Linked DNA regions of Homo sapiens: region 2 is linked to region 1. A link is a contact called in ENCODE Hi-C or POLR2A ChIA-PET data. All regions are on one chromosome and are shown on one strand. The core of a region is the stretch at or near the end of the contact, and the rest is flanking DNA. Distances in the headings are between cores, read along the strand shown.

Evidence for each region. A loop is a pair of places that touch in the nucleus more often than their neighbours do. ChIA-PET counts read pairs that join two places held with the same protein, here RNA polymerase II (POLR2A). Pooled maps may share reads with other maps.
Region 2: a loop to region 1 is called in a pooled map, with 3 times the contacts of the local background. The contact joins the promoter of E2F1 here to the enhancer-like site in region 1. A Hi-C loop is called at or near these places in 5 of 50 pooled maps. POLR2A ChIA-PET finds 5 or more read pairs at or near these places in 6 of 52 experiments (H1, HepG2, K562 and 3 more).

Annotation. Positions count from the first base shown.
Region 1 is chr20:33,644,256-33,650,888 of GRCh38, reverse strand. CBFA2T2 (CBFA2/RUNX1 partner transcriptional co-repressor 2) reads right to left here. Exons shown (of 11, transcript NM_001032999.3): 11 at 859-6,542. The coding sequence ends at 6,243. Among named protein-coding and RNA genes, the nearest start is that of C20orf144, 15 kb to the left of the region's middle. Within about 2 kb of position 3,133, at least 8 of the 41 ENCODE cell types and tissues checked have a DNase peak (open chromatin) inside an H3K27ac peak, as active enhancers do.
Region 2 is chr20:33,684,558-33,690,338 of GRCh38, reverse strand. It overlaps E2F1 (E2F transcription factor 1), which reads left to right and starts at 3,954. Exons shown (of 7, transcript NM_005225.3): 1 at 3,954-4,335. The coding sequence starts at 4,075. RefSeq lists silencers at 3,615-4,114, 4,225-4,584.

The sequences.
Region 1 (6,633 bases), core at 1,884-4,383:
AATTGGAAGGCAACAGTAAAATTACCTGTGATTTAACATCAGTGTCATAAGGACATAAGTGAATATTTGACAAGTCCAGGTATGTTTGTTAACATTTGTGTTAAAATTTTACAAGAAAATACATGTTACTAGAAAATATATCCACAAGTCCACCACCCTGTTCAGGCAGGACAGATGGTCAGATTCTCTGTGGTTCATTTTTCCTTATTACAAGATAATTTGGCCGGGTGCAGTGGCTCATGCTTGTAGTCCCAGGACTTTGGCGGGGGCGAGGCAGGCAGATCGCTTGAGCCCGGGAGTTTGAGGCCAGCCTGGGCAACATGGTGAAACCCTGTCTCTATAGAAAATACAAAAAATCAGCCAGGCGTGGTAGCCCATGCCTGTAGTTCCAGTTACTTAGGAGGCTGAGGTGGGAGGATTGCCTGAGTCTGGGAGGTGGAGGCTGCACTGAGCTGTGATCGTGCCACTGCATTCCAGCCTGGGCAACAGAGACCCTGCCCCCTCCCCACAAAACAAAACGAAACACCACTTAAAAGAAATAACGGGGAGTGTCTGGAAGCTGTTGTTGGCCCTTGACCGCAGGCCCACTGGTGGGCTCCAGCAGCCAGCCTGGTTGGGCCTGGTCCCCACAGGGCACTGACCAGTTGGTGCAGCTGGCTTTCCAGAGAGGCCAGTTCCAGGCACATGGGGTGCAGACACCCCCTGCTTCATGCCCTTGGATGCTCTTCAGGCCACGACTAGAACCAGTTGAGGCCCCTCTCTCCCTCTTCCTCAAGGATTTGGGAATTAGGGTGAGGGGACACCTCCTAGTGTAGGGACCACCTTTCCTCCCGGTCCCATTCCAGCTTGAGGCAGAAAAGGAATATAGCCTTTTTATTGACTACTTTAAGTAGAACAAACTAAATACATATTTAACAGTTTTGGTTCATTTATACAGTACATTAAATAAGTTATGCACAGAGTTAGGTAACAAAAATTCCTATCAGAGTAAAATGACAAAGCACAGAAAAACCAGATTCTAATGCATTCTGTGGGTGGTGTCACATTCATCATCCCCCTTTAAAAACCACGCGTGGAGGCTTCGTTTTCTATTTATTTACATTATTGGCTTTCTTTTGTGAGCGGAGCCTTTGTAGCCTCGTCAGGAAGTTGGAAAGCCACGTTAAGGGGACTGAAGGCCTCTTGGCGCAGCAGCCCTTTCAATCATTCGCCTAATGCTTATTGCTGCTTCTCTGCCGACTCCAAGGTAGGGATGGGGCTGTCCCCAACAGACACCAGCGCACATGCCCTATTTGGTATAAGCATCACTGAGTGTACACTGGGCAGCCGTAGGCTCGACCAGATGGGGTCTGTGAGGGAAGCTCCACCTCAGGGGCTGTGGAGGGGGAGGAGGGGACACAAGGCCCGCCCCTCAGGCCTCCTAACCTTCTCTTAGCTCACGATGGAAAAGGTCACCTGCACCATCATCTTTGGAAATGAGCACGTCGATGCCCGAGGAAAGAGGCAGGTAGTCAACGTTTTGGTTTCACAAGAACTACAGACACTCCAGAGTTGGAAGGGCCCTGCGGAGCCGCTGGCACAGCCCCCACCGCAATCTGGGCAGGGCTGCTCTCGACAGCTGGCCATCTGGCCCGTGCTGGAACAGTCCATGCTCCGCTGGCTATTCTTCCGTTTGGTTCAGACACGCTACCACCCAGTTTTCTGCAAACAGCTTAAAAAAAAAAATCTAAGGAAGTTGGTTTGGTCTACTGACCTGGGAGCCTGGAAACCTTGTTTCTAGTTCAGTTCTGAAGAAAGCCTCCAAGAAGTGTTCTATTTTCAGTGATTTATTCAATTCTACAGTTTCCAGGACAGATGGCCATCCGGTCATTCTGTTTTCATTTTGAAGAGCTCACTACCGTACAATTCCAGCTGTGCTGAACCTTCAAACGCACTTGTTGCGATATCCTCTAGAACTACCCAGAATGATGTCTATACCCTTTGCAAGCAGGTGACAAGCCGAGGCTTACTAACTCTGGGACAGGGCTGTACAAAGTAAAGCATGGGTTTTCTGTCTGGAAGCTGAAGATGTCAAGTTGACACTAAGCAGTGATGAACTCCTGGTGACCTTCTGGCCCAAATGGGCAAAGGAAATCCACGCTGCAGAGAGCGGGCAGCAGCCAAGGCCAGGTGTGGACTTGTGGTGGCAAGATGTGTCCTGTTTCCAGACAGACATTTCTAACCCAGCACTGCCCTAGAAATAATCTACGCAATCGGTGACCCCACGGTCACCCAACCGTGCCTGAGCGGATCTGCTAGAGCACCAGCCCTGGAGCTGCAGGGCCCCCCAGTGTGGAGTGCCCCCACCTCCCGAAGTGGACTGCCTAGGCCTAGGCTTAAACAACTTCTTGAGTCACCTTCCCCACTGGATGAGTCAGGCACGGTGCAGGCAAGTGGGGACAAAAAGGACAAGCAAAGACGTGAAACCCAGCCCTCAAGAAACTCTGGGGACATCTGGCATCTTTGGTCTTCTCTGGTCCCTGCAATCATTCCTCACTTGGCCGACCATAATGTCCCACAACTCATCAGTGTTCCTTGGCGGGTGGTGCTGAGCACTGGTCTCACCCTAGACATGTCTGGCTGATGGCCAGTCACATGTTGCATCTCTTTTTAGTTTCTAGGTTTCTGAAGAGCCTGCGCTTGACTGATACCTTCTGTACCACCATGCCAGCTCCTCTTTGCCTTTTATGTCACTGCAAATATGAACTGTAGAGGTCAGTCCTCTAAGCAGGCTGAATTTCCACTCCCCACCTGGTAGCTGAGGTGCTGTCAGCAGAGGCTGGGAACCACGCAAGGAACCTGGATTCGCTCCTGCGCCTCTAGCTGCCTACCCCGCCCCAATGGTGCTCCTCCTCCTGACCAGAGAGTTGGAGAATTTCAGAAAGGGATTCTTGAAATGTGAATAGAAGGTCCTGGGCAGAGGCCCTCGTGACTTCTGTGTGAAACTGACCAGAATTAACACAGCAGAAGGTTTGCAAACTGAGCTTCAGTGTGGAATACTGCCCAGGTTTGCAGATCAGCCTCTGGGCAGCACGAGCAGGGTGGAAGAGCATTACAAAGATTCAGAAAACGAAACTGTCACAGCAACCACAGCCCACAAGAGCAGGCCAGGCTCTGCACACCAAACCTAAGCCTTAGCCACAGAAATGGGCATCGAGCCCTAATAAATATTATTTTGTTGGTTTTGGCTCCTTATTCCAACCAGTAAAAGCATGAGCTACCCTGGCTAGTTTTATGGCCACTGGAGATTTTAAAAACCTGCTCAAGACCGGACACAGTGGCTCATGCCTGTAATCCTGGCACTTTGGGAGGCCAAGGTGGGGGGATCACCTGAGGTCCGGGGTTTGAGACCAGCCTGACCAACAAGGAGAAACCCCGTCTCTACTAAAAATACAAAATTAGTTGGGCGTGGTGGCGCATGCCTGTAATCCCAGCTACTCAGAAGGCTGAGGCAGGAGACTCGCTTGAACCTGGGAGGCAGAGGTTACCGTGAGCCGAGATTGCGCGATTGCACTCCAGCCTGGGAGACAAGAGAGAAACTCCCGTCTCAAAACAAACAAACAAACAAAATAACAATAAAAAACCTGCTTAAGGTGTTAATCCAACAAATCCATGAAAAACTAGTAAGCTGTTGTAATGGCTCTGTGACCTGTGAGACAGCCATGTCTCATGCAAATGTGGCCCTGTCCGGGGTACTGACTCCGTCCCCCTTAGAGTTCCCCACCAAGGACTGTGGCTTAAGGAGGCAGATGGGGTCGGGGGATACCCATGTATTAGGCTGACTGGAAAACTGTGGGGCTTATGTGTTCCACAGCAAAGGAACATGATTCTCTGCTGTTGTTTCACTGGTCACACCTTACTTTAGGCAATGGAAATCTAGGCATTTTAAAGGTGTCGTGCACTAGATTTCTTTGTAAGACTGAAAATGCTTGGTTAGAGTAAATTAGGGACTTGAAATTCTTTAATTTTGCCTTTTTTTTTTTTTTTTTGAGACAGAGTTTTGCTCTGTTGCCCAGGCTGGAGTGCAGTGGTGGAATCTCGGCTCACTGCAACCTCTGGCTCACAGGTTCAAGAGATTCTCTTGCCTCAGCCTCCTGAGTAGCTAGGATTACAGGTGTGTGCCACCACACCCGGCTGATTTTTCTATTTTTTTTTTATTAGAGACAGGGTTTCACCATGTTGGCCAGGTTGGTCTTGAATTCCTGACCTCAAGTGATCTGCCTGCCTCGGTCTCTCAAAGTGCTGGGATTACAGGAGTGAGCCACTGCGCCCAGCCAGGACTTGAAATTCTTACAGTAAGATGTACCTGTATCCAAGGAGAAGGCTACCTGTGTGGATCCCTTTTCCTTTATGGTACTGACAACTTTTATTTTAGACTCTGGTCAGTGCACAGAAGGTGGAGATTTAAACTTGTGCTTCAAAGGCCAGCTGGAGCAGGGCCAATTAAACTTACTCCAACTGATTTCTGGGTGTGAGAGGATGCCAGAGGCTCAAAGATGGAGAGCAGGAGGGGTCGGGGTCCTCAGACTCCCATCAAAACCAAAAAGACAGGCCGGGCATGGTGGCTCACGCTTGTAATCCCTGCACTTTGGGAGGCCAAGGCAGGTCACCTGAGGTCAGGAGTTCGAGATCAGCCTGGCCAACATGGTGAAACCCTGTCTCTACTAAAAATACAAAAATTAGCTGGGCGTGGTGGTGGGCGCCTGTAATCTCAGCTACTCGGGAGGCTGAGGCAGGAGAATTGCTTGAACCTGGAAGGCAGAGGTTGCAGTGAGCCAAGATCATGCCACTGCACTCCAGCCTGGGCAACAGAGTGAGACTTTGTGTTAAAAAACCACCACAACAACAAAAAACAAAACCCAAAAAGACAGGGAAGAATGTGGGAGGCAGTTCCTAACATTCTGAAAGGGATATGAGTGATGTCCCATTTGAAAATGGGAAGCTAGGAAGAAAAATTGATCAGCTTTTCCCAAAATGGTTCACATTTCATAAAACCTTTCTGATGAGCTCAAGGAGGGACGCTATCAGATAACACAAGAGAAGGAAACAGAAGTTGTGTGCCTGATGATAAATCAACATAGTAGATATAATGACCTGTAACTATGAGGTCTGAAGAATTCTTTGAGGTCCAGGAGGGCTTTTCAGATGAGACCAGGCCTTGACAGTGGGGGCAAGTCCTACCAACCTGCACAGCACATCCAGCAGGACAACTGTGGCTCAGCAGGTGCCAAATGGAGCCCATGGGCAGAAGATGCCCACAGCGTTCCAGATGTGTGTGGTCTGAGAGATAAAAGGACACAGAACAAGATGACTGTGCAAATAGCCAAGTGGTGGCAGAAGTTCTGCATTTCCAAGAGATGATCCACTCAATAATTTGACGATACTAGTTGGCCAACATGCTCAGAGAAAACAGACTATCCACAACTGAGCCTCATTCTCTCTCAGATCAATCCATGTGCTGGAAACTATTTTCTGCACAAGCAAAATCAAATGAGAAAAAAAACAGGTCCCAAACTAAAGTAGCCAGCAAGGTTGGAAAATCTTGTCCAAAATCATCTGTGATGTGGGGGAAGTTTTATTTGTTTTATGTTTTTGCTACTACGGGTGCTTTTATTGCAACAGTGACTTCTTTCCTGTGGACTCTGAGATCTTATCAAGTCTGAACAGCAGGGTTGAGAAGAGTCCTGAATGCCGCCTGTTGCTTACCCAAGTCCCCGTGAGGCCAATCAGTGTCATCTGCTGAGGATGGAGATGGGGCCGAAGGAGCTATTCAGGGGTGAGGCAGGCCGCTCCCTGACCGAGGGGCCTCCTCCACAGCCTGCTGCCTGCCGCCTGCCGCCTCCAGCCTGGCTGAGCACATTGGACAGTCTGCTGACTCAAGGAGATGGGGAGGGGAGCTGGTGGTCTACACTGAAAAGGGGCCGGCTAAGTCAGCTTCAGTGGAGAGAGGAACAAACCAGGAAAGCCATGGAGGAGGCAGCTCAGGCTGGCTGCCCATGTGCAGAGAATGGCACACTGGCTCCGCAGACAGCAAGTGCACAGAGAGGCTGTGGGGTGTTATTATTCAGGCTTGGACTCTTCCTGCCTCCAATTCATTTCTTGCTGATGACCCGGCAGCTACATGCACGGGTTCCAACAGTCAGTCCCTCAGCCCAAGCACTCTGTGGTGCTGAGCAGCCATCAGGGTAAGCAGAGTCCGGGGCTCAGAGTCCGTTGGTGTCGATAGCTGTCACAGAAGCAGGTGTTGAGGAACGCGATGTGGTTGCCGAGGTCTTGTCGAGGGCTGGGCTGGGCACGCTGCAGTCGGCGGACCTGGCAGAGGAGCCCCTGCCTACAGGAAGCAGCGGCCGGCCCTGGCCGTGGGGGCTCTGGCCATGCAGGTTCTGACCACAGAGGCGGTGGTGCCGCTCCCAGTCCTTGTGCTGGCAGAAAGAGCCACAGTATCGCGCGATATTGCAGCCACTGCATGTCTCGCTGGCTTTGCGGCCACAGTTCCAGCAGTTCTGCAAGACACAGGCATCAGTTAGTGGTTGCTGGGATTGAGGGGCAGGCTTGCCATTCATTCCCTGCACAGTAAAGCAAGGGGCTGTATGT
Region 2 (5,781 bases), core at 2,705-5,204, 39 kb before region 1:
TTTCTTAAACTTTGACACGCATCGTGTAAAGAAGCTGTTATCTGTTGTTCTGCAGATGAGGCAAGCAAAGCTCTTCAAGAGGGTGAATCACTTCCCCAAGATCACAGAGGCGGGAAGCCACAGGGTTGGGGGCCACCCGACTCCAAAGGCTTGTTTCTATGTTAGACTGCCTTTTGGATGGGCAAGAGGTCTGTTCAGATATAGCCAGAACTGGCACAGTGACAGAATATCTCCAGGGACAGTAAACTGTCAGTCAGGGTAGCATTGAGGGATTGTTGCAGATGCAAAACTCCCCACCTCCCTCTGCCACAACTCAACAATGGACATCTCTGTGCCCTTCATAAAATTAAGTCATCACAGAATCTTTTCTCCCAATTATGCATTCCTTATCATGACTGGATATTCATGTTTGGTGAATTTTTGTTTTTTTGTAAGCTAAGAATGTATGCTTAGGGGAGGTGCTGTTTGTGGAATAAATAGGTTTAAATTATTTGTGTCACTTGTCAAACTTCTTAACAAGCATACTGTGCAGTGACAGAGAAATAATTCCTAACTTTCCCACTGGACTGTGAGTTCCAGGGGTCTGTTTTACTTATAACTGTGTCCCCAGCACCTAGCACAATGTCTGACACATAATAGGTGCTCAGTAAATATCTGTGGATTGAATGAAGTGAATTGACTTGTCCAAGGTCATGTTGACCAAGATTTCTGATTACACCCACCTGATTTAGAAGCCCATGCTATCACCTCTACACCACTCTGCTTCTTGGAAAGAACCAAGGGAAAGAGGTCTCCAGGCACAGGATTGTGGGCCCAACAGATTGCATCCCCTCGAACTCCTCTAGTTTGGTTGGTGAAGGTGGTGATGGAAATAAGCACCTATGAACCAAGCCACTATCCACCATAATACCCTTTAGAAACTACACTTTATAATCTTGACAGCCCTGAGCCTGGCTTTTGGGGTATTTACAGAGGGTGGCAAGGGCAGGTCCTGGGTTTTGCAGTGGGACAAGTGAAGTTCTCATCTCAGTTCTGCTGTGTGACCTTGAGCTATGAATGCCCCTCTCTGAGCCTCTTCCTTCCTGCACCATGTGGATAAACAAGCTTACTTACGGGATTATGGGGTTGAAAGGAGATCATCAATGGAAGTGGCTGCCCAGTGACTGTGGATTTTTTGGAAACTGTTTTTTGAAAACTGTTGACATTGAGAACAGCCTTATCAGGAGCTGCCAGGCTTAGGGCCAAGGGGCCTCATCTATCAGGCTTTTCTGCTTTCAAGTAGGTATTAATAGGTACAGAAGGCCCTTATCTCTTCCTCAGTTTCATGCTAGGAATGCTGGTCTTCACTCCTTTCTGCTTCAGCAGGACCTGAAGGATTGTGGGACGGAGGGCGCCTACTTCTACCTGGATGTGTACTTGAATACTCTGGGGCGGGCAGGACTTTGGAAAACCCCCAACCTCAGCCTCACCAAGCCTGAAAAATAACCTTTTCATCTACTTGGTAAACTCAGGCCCTTTTGGCCTCAAATTTCCTCATCATAAAATGGAGCAATAATAATAGACATCTCTCTTTGCCAGCCACCACAGTTAAACCAGCACAGTGCTTGGTATATAATAGGTGCTTAATAAGTGTTTGTTGAATGACTTGGGTTTGAGAGGGCTTCACACAAATGAATGTTAGTGTTACTGGGACCCTGTGGGAAGGTGCAGGGAAAGGACACTCTTTCCATCTGGAATGGGAATGTGCTGGTTTCTCTTGCTCTCTGCCAGCACCTGCGTTGGTTGTTTAGAATGGGACCTACCCCTCAGCTTCTTTATGGAGAGGGGATGGGGAAGGGGGACAGGCAGACCTCAGGGCTGGGAATGCAGTGTAGGCCCAATTTGGTCACTGGTTGGCTTCACAGTTACTTTCTCCTGAAAGGGCCTCAGTTTTCCTATCCATACAGCAAGAGGCTTATGTGGTCTCTGTGGTCCCTTCTAGCTATGATACATTCTAGGATTTGCAATGAGTAATTTCAGAAACTACTCATTGGAGGGGAAAACAACTCCTGATTTCCTAAACCACCTCATAGTTTGTAAAACACTTTCCAATTCCTTATGCTTTTCATTCTCCTGGCAACCCTGGAAGGGGCCAGGGCAAGGTCTGTGTGCCCATTTGAAACTAAGGGTGAGAAGCATCCTCAGGAGCTGTGATTTGAGGCTGCACCACTCATTTTGATTATGCTGGTACACCAGTTTGCTTTCAAATGTGAGTATGCATAAAAATAACCTGGAAGCTTGGTGAGGTGGCAGTCACCTGGAGTACCAGCTATGCTGGAGGCTGAGGCGGGAGGATCTCTTGAGCCCAGGGGTTTGAGACTACCCTGGGCAACATAGTGAGACCTCGTCTATATAAAATAAATAGGAAAAAAAAAATAAGATACTGGCTTTTCTAATTCCCTAAGTGTCAAAAAAAAAAAAAGAAAAAGAATAACAAATATCACCTGGAAAGGGGACATGGCATTGTTAAAATGCAGATTCTTGGGCACCTAGAGATTTTAAATTGGCAGGGCCAGGGTGGGCCCAAAATTAGCAAGTGACCACGTGGTTCTGAAGCCAGTGGCCTAAGGACCACCCTTGCAGAACCGTGGTCTCCTTGTCACAGTCTAGGCAGCCTCTGGCTTAGCCTCTGTTTCTTTCATAACCTTTCTCAGCGCCTGCTCTGGGCCAGACCAGTGTTGGGAGGAGTCGCTACTGAGCTCCTAGATTGGCAGGGGAGGCAGATGGAGAAAAGGAGTGTGTGTGGTCAGCATTGGAGCAGAGGCAGCAGTGGGCAATAGAGGAAGTGAGTAAATCCTTGGGAGGGCTCCCTAGAAGTGATGTGTTTTCTTTTTTTGTTTTAGAGACAGGATCTCGCTCTGTCGCCCAGGCTGGTGTGCAGTGGCATGATCATAGCTCACTGCAGCCTCGACTTCTCGGGCTCAAGCAATCCTCCCACCTCAGCCTCCCAAGTAGCTGGGACTACGGGCACACGCCACCATGCCTGGCTAATTTTTGTATTTTTTGTAGAGATGGGTCTTCACCATGTTGATCAGGCTGGTCTCGAACTCCTGGGCTCATGCGATCCACCCCGCCAGCTGATTACAGGGATTCCGGTGGTGAGCCACCGCGCCCAGACGCCACTTCATCGTATTGTAAACGTCTGTTACCTTTCTGTTCCCCTGTCTACTGGACTGTGAGCTCCTTAGGGCCACGAATTGAGGATGGGGCACAGAGCAAGCTCTCCAAACGTTTGTTGAATGAGTGAGGGAATGAATGAGTTCAAGCAGATGCTATACGTTGGCTGTTGGAGATTTTGGCTAAAATGGGACTTGCAGGAAAGCCCGACGTCCCCCTCGCCATTTCCAGGCACCGCTCTTCAGCTTGGGCTCTGGGTGAGCGGGATAGGGCTGGGTGCAGGATTAGGATAATGTCATGGGTGAGGCAAGTTGAGGATGGAAGAGGTGGCTGATGGCTGGGCTGTGGAACTGATGATCCTGAAAAGAAGAGGGGACAGTCTCTGGAAATCTAAGCTGAGGCTGTTGGGGGCTACAGGTTGAGGGTCACGTGCAGAAGAGAGGCTCTGTTCTGAACCTGCACTATAGAAAGGTCAGTGGGATGCGGGAGCGTCGGGGCGGGGCGGGGCCTATGTTCCGGTGTCCCCACGCCTCCAGCAGGGGACGCCCGGGCTGGGGGCGGGGAGTCACACCGCGCCTGGTACCATCCGGACAAAGCCTGCGCGCGCCCCGCCCCGCCATTGGCCGTACCGCCCCGCGCCGCCGCCCCATCCCGCCCCTCGCCGCCGGGTCCGGCGCGTTAAAGCCAATAGGAACCGCCGCCGTTGTTCCCGTCACGGCCGGGGCAGCCAATTGTGGCGGCGCTCGGCGGCTCGTGGCTCTTTCGCGGCAAAAAGGATTTGGCGCGTAAAAGTGGCCGGGACTTTGCAGGCAGCGGCGGCCGGGGGCGGAGCGGGATCGAGCCCTCGCCGAGGCCTGCCGCCATGGGCCCGCGCCGCCGCCGCCGCCTGTCACCCGGGCCGCGCGGGCCGTGAGCGTCATGGCCTTGGCCGGGGCCCCTGCGGGCGGCCCATGCGCGCCGGCGCTGGAGGCCCTGCTCGGGGCCGGCGCGCTGCGGCTGCTCGACTCCTCGCAGATCGTCATCATCTCCGCCGCGCAGGACGCCAGCGCCCCGCCGGCTCCCACCGGCCCCGCGGCGCCCGCCGCCGGCCCCTGCGACCCTGACCTGCTGCTCTTCGCCACACCGCAGGCGCCCCGGCCCACACCCAGTGCGCCGCGGCCCGCGCTCGGCCGCCCGCCGGTACGGACCCCAGGGACGCCGCGCCGACAGCGCCGCCTGTGCCCCCCGCGCAGACCCGGGAGGGCGCCGTGTTTGGCCTGGAGGCGGCAGGGGGCGGGGGAGGGGTTGACTGAGGCGCCCAGGCTGGGCGGTGCAGAGCCGGGGTTGGGCCTCCGGGCCCCGCCCTGGGGTGCGGGGTGACCTCGGGCCGGTCCCTGTTTGCTGCTCTGTGCTCTGCGCCTCAGCTTCCTCACCGGAGCCTCCCCAGCGTCGGACTCAGTGATAATAATAGCCCACGTGTATTCAACTGGCGTTTACTGCATGCCAGGCCTTTGGGCGACTTCAAGCCAGCTAAAACTCACAACCCCGCTGTGAGCTGTGTTGTCACTGTGCCCATCTGACGGAGGAGGAACTGAGGCCCAGAGAGGGAAAGTGACTTGCCCCTGGTCACACGGCTGCAGGTGGTGGGGCTGGGATTTGAACTGAGGCCTGCTGGCTTCAGCTCAGAATTTGCATCTCGGTAGTGAGCACAGCTGCTAGGGGAAGTGAAGGCGGGGCGGAGGAAAGTCCTGGGGCCTAACCGTTGGTGAGCCATTGAGGAGACCCTCCTTCCTGCCTCGATGCTGACTGCCAGGTGCAGGCCTGGCCGGCCAGGCCTCTGGGGACAGCCCTCCTGGCTGGGAGGCCTTCTCTGCAGGGGCGGGGCAGCTGGACCAGCTGCTGATCCCCTCCCTCTGCCTGTCCTTCCATCTGCCACCCTCCACCCTCCCAGGCCCTGGTTGCCATGGAACCTCATTAATCAGGCAGGCCGACCCCTGAGTCTCTGTAGAAGGACTAGGTGGGCTGGGCCTCTGGGAGCTGGAGAGGAGGCCCCCAGTGCCAGGAGAGAAAATGTCTCAGGGAGATCCTTTAATAAAGCCCTCCCTGATCGCTGAGCTCAAGACGAATTCAGACTGGAGGGCCCAGAAGAGGCGGCTGAATTCCAGTGGGAGAAGGGATTGGAGGCGTAGAAGCCTGGAGCTGGGAACTGTGGGGCACAGGGCAGGGTGTGGAGACCAGTTTGACTGGCGCAGCCTATGGGTGAAGGTGGGGCTCTGGTGTGCAGGCGGGGTCTGGCCAGGCAGGATGGGGTCTCAGCAGGGAACTTGGAGCAAGTGGGAGGGGTGAGGCAGGACTCAGGACAAGGAGGTAGAAGCTGCCTAACTGCTGATGGGGGTGTGGGTGGCAGCTGGTCCCTGAGGCATCCTGAGGAGGCTCCCCCAACCCCCTTGGCCCCATGCCCAGTGCTGCCTTCCGGAATCACCACAATGCTAATAATAATAACAATAGCAGCCACCATTGTTTTGAGGATGTCTTGTGTGCCAGGCTCTGTGCCAAGCGCTTTACTTAATTAACTCATTTAACCCCATCAGCAGCAGTCCCTTTTTACAGATTGGGAAGCTGAGGCCTAGAGATGTTAGAATCTTC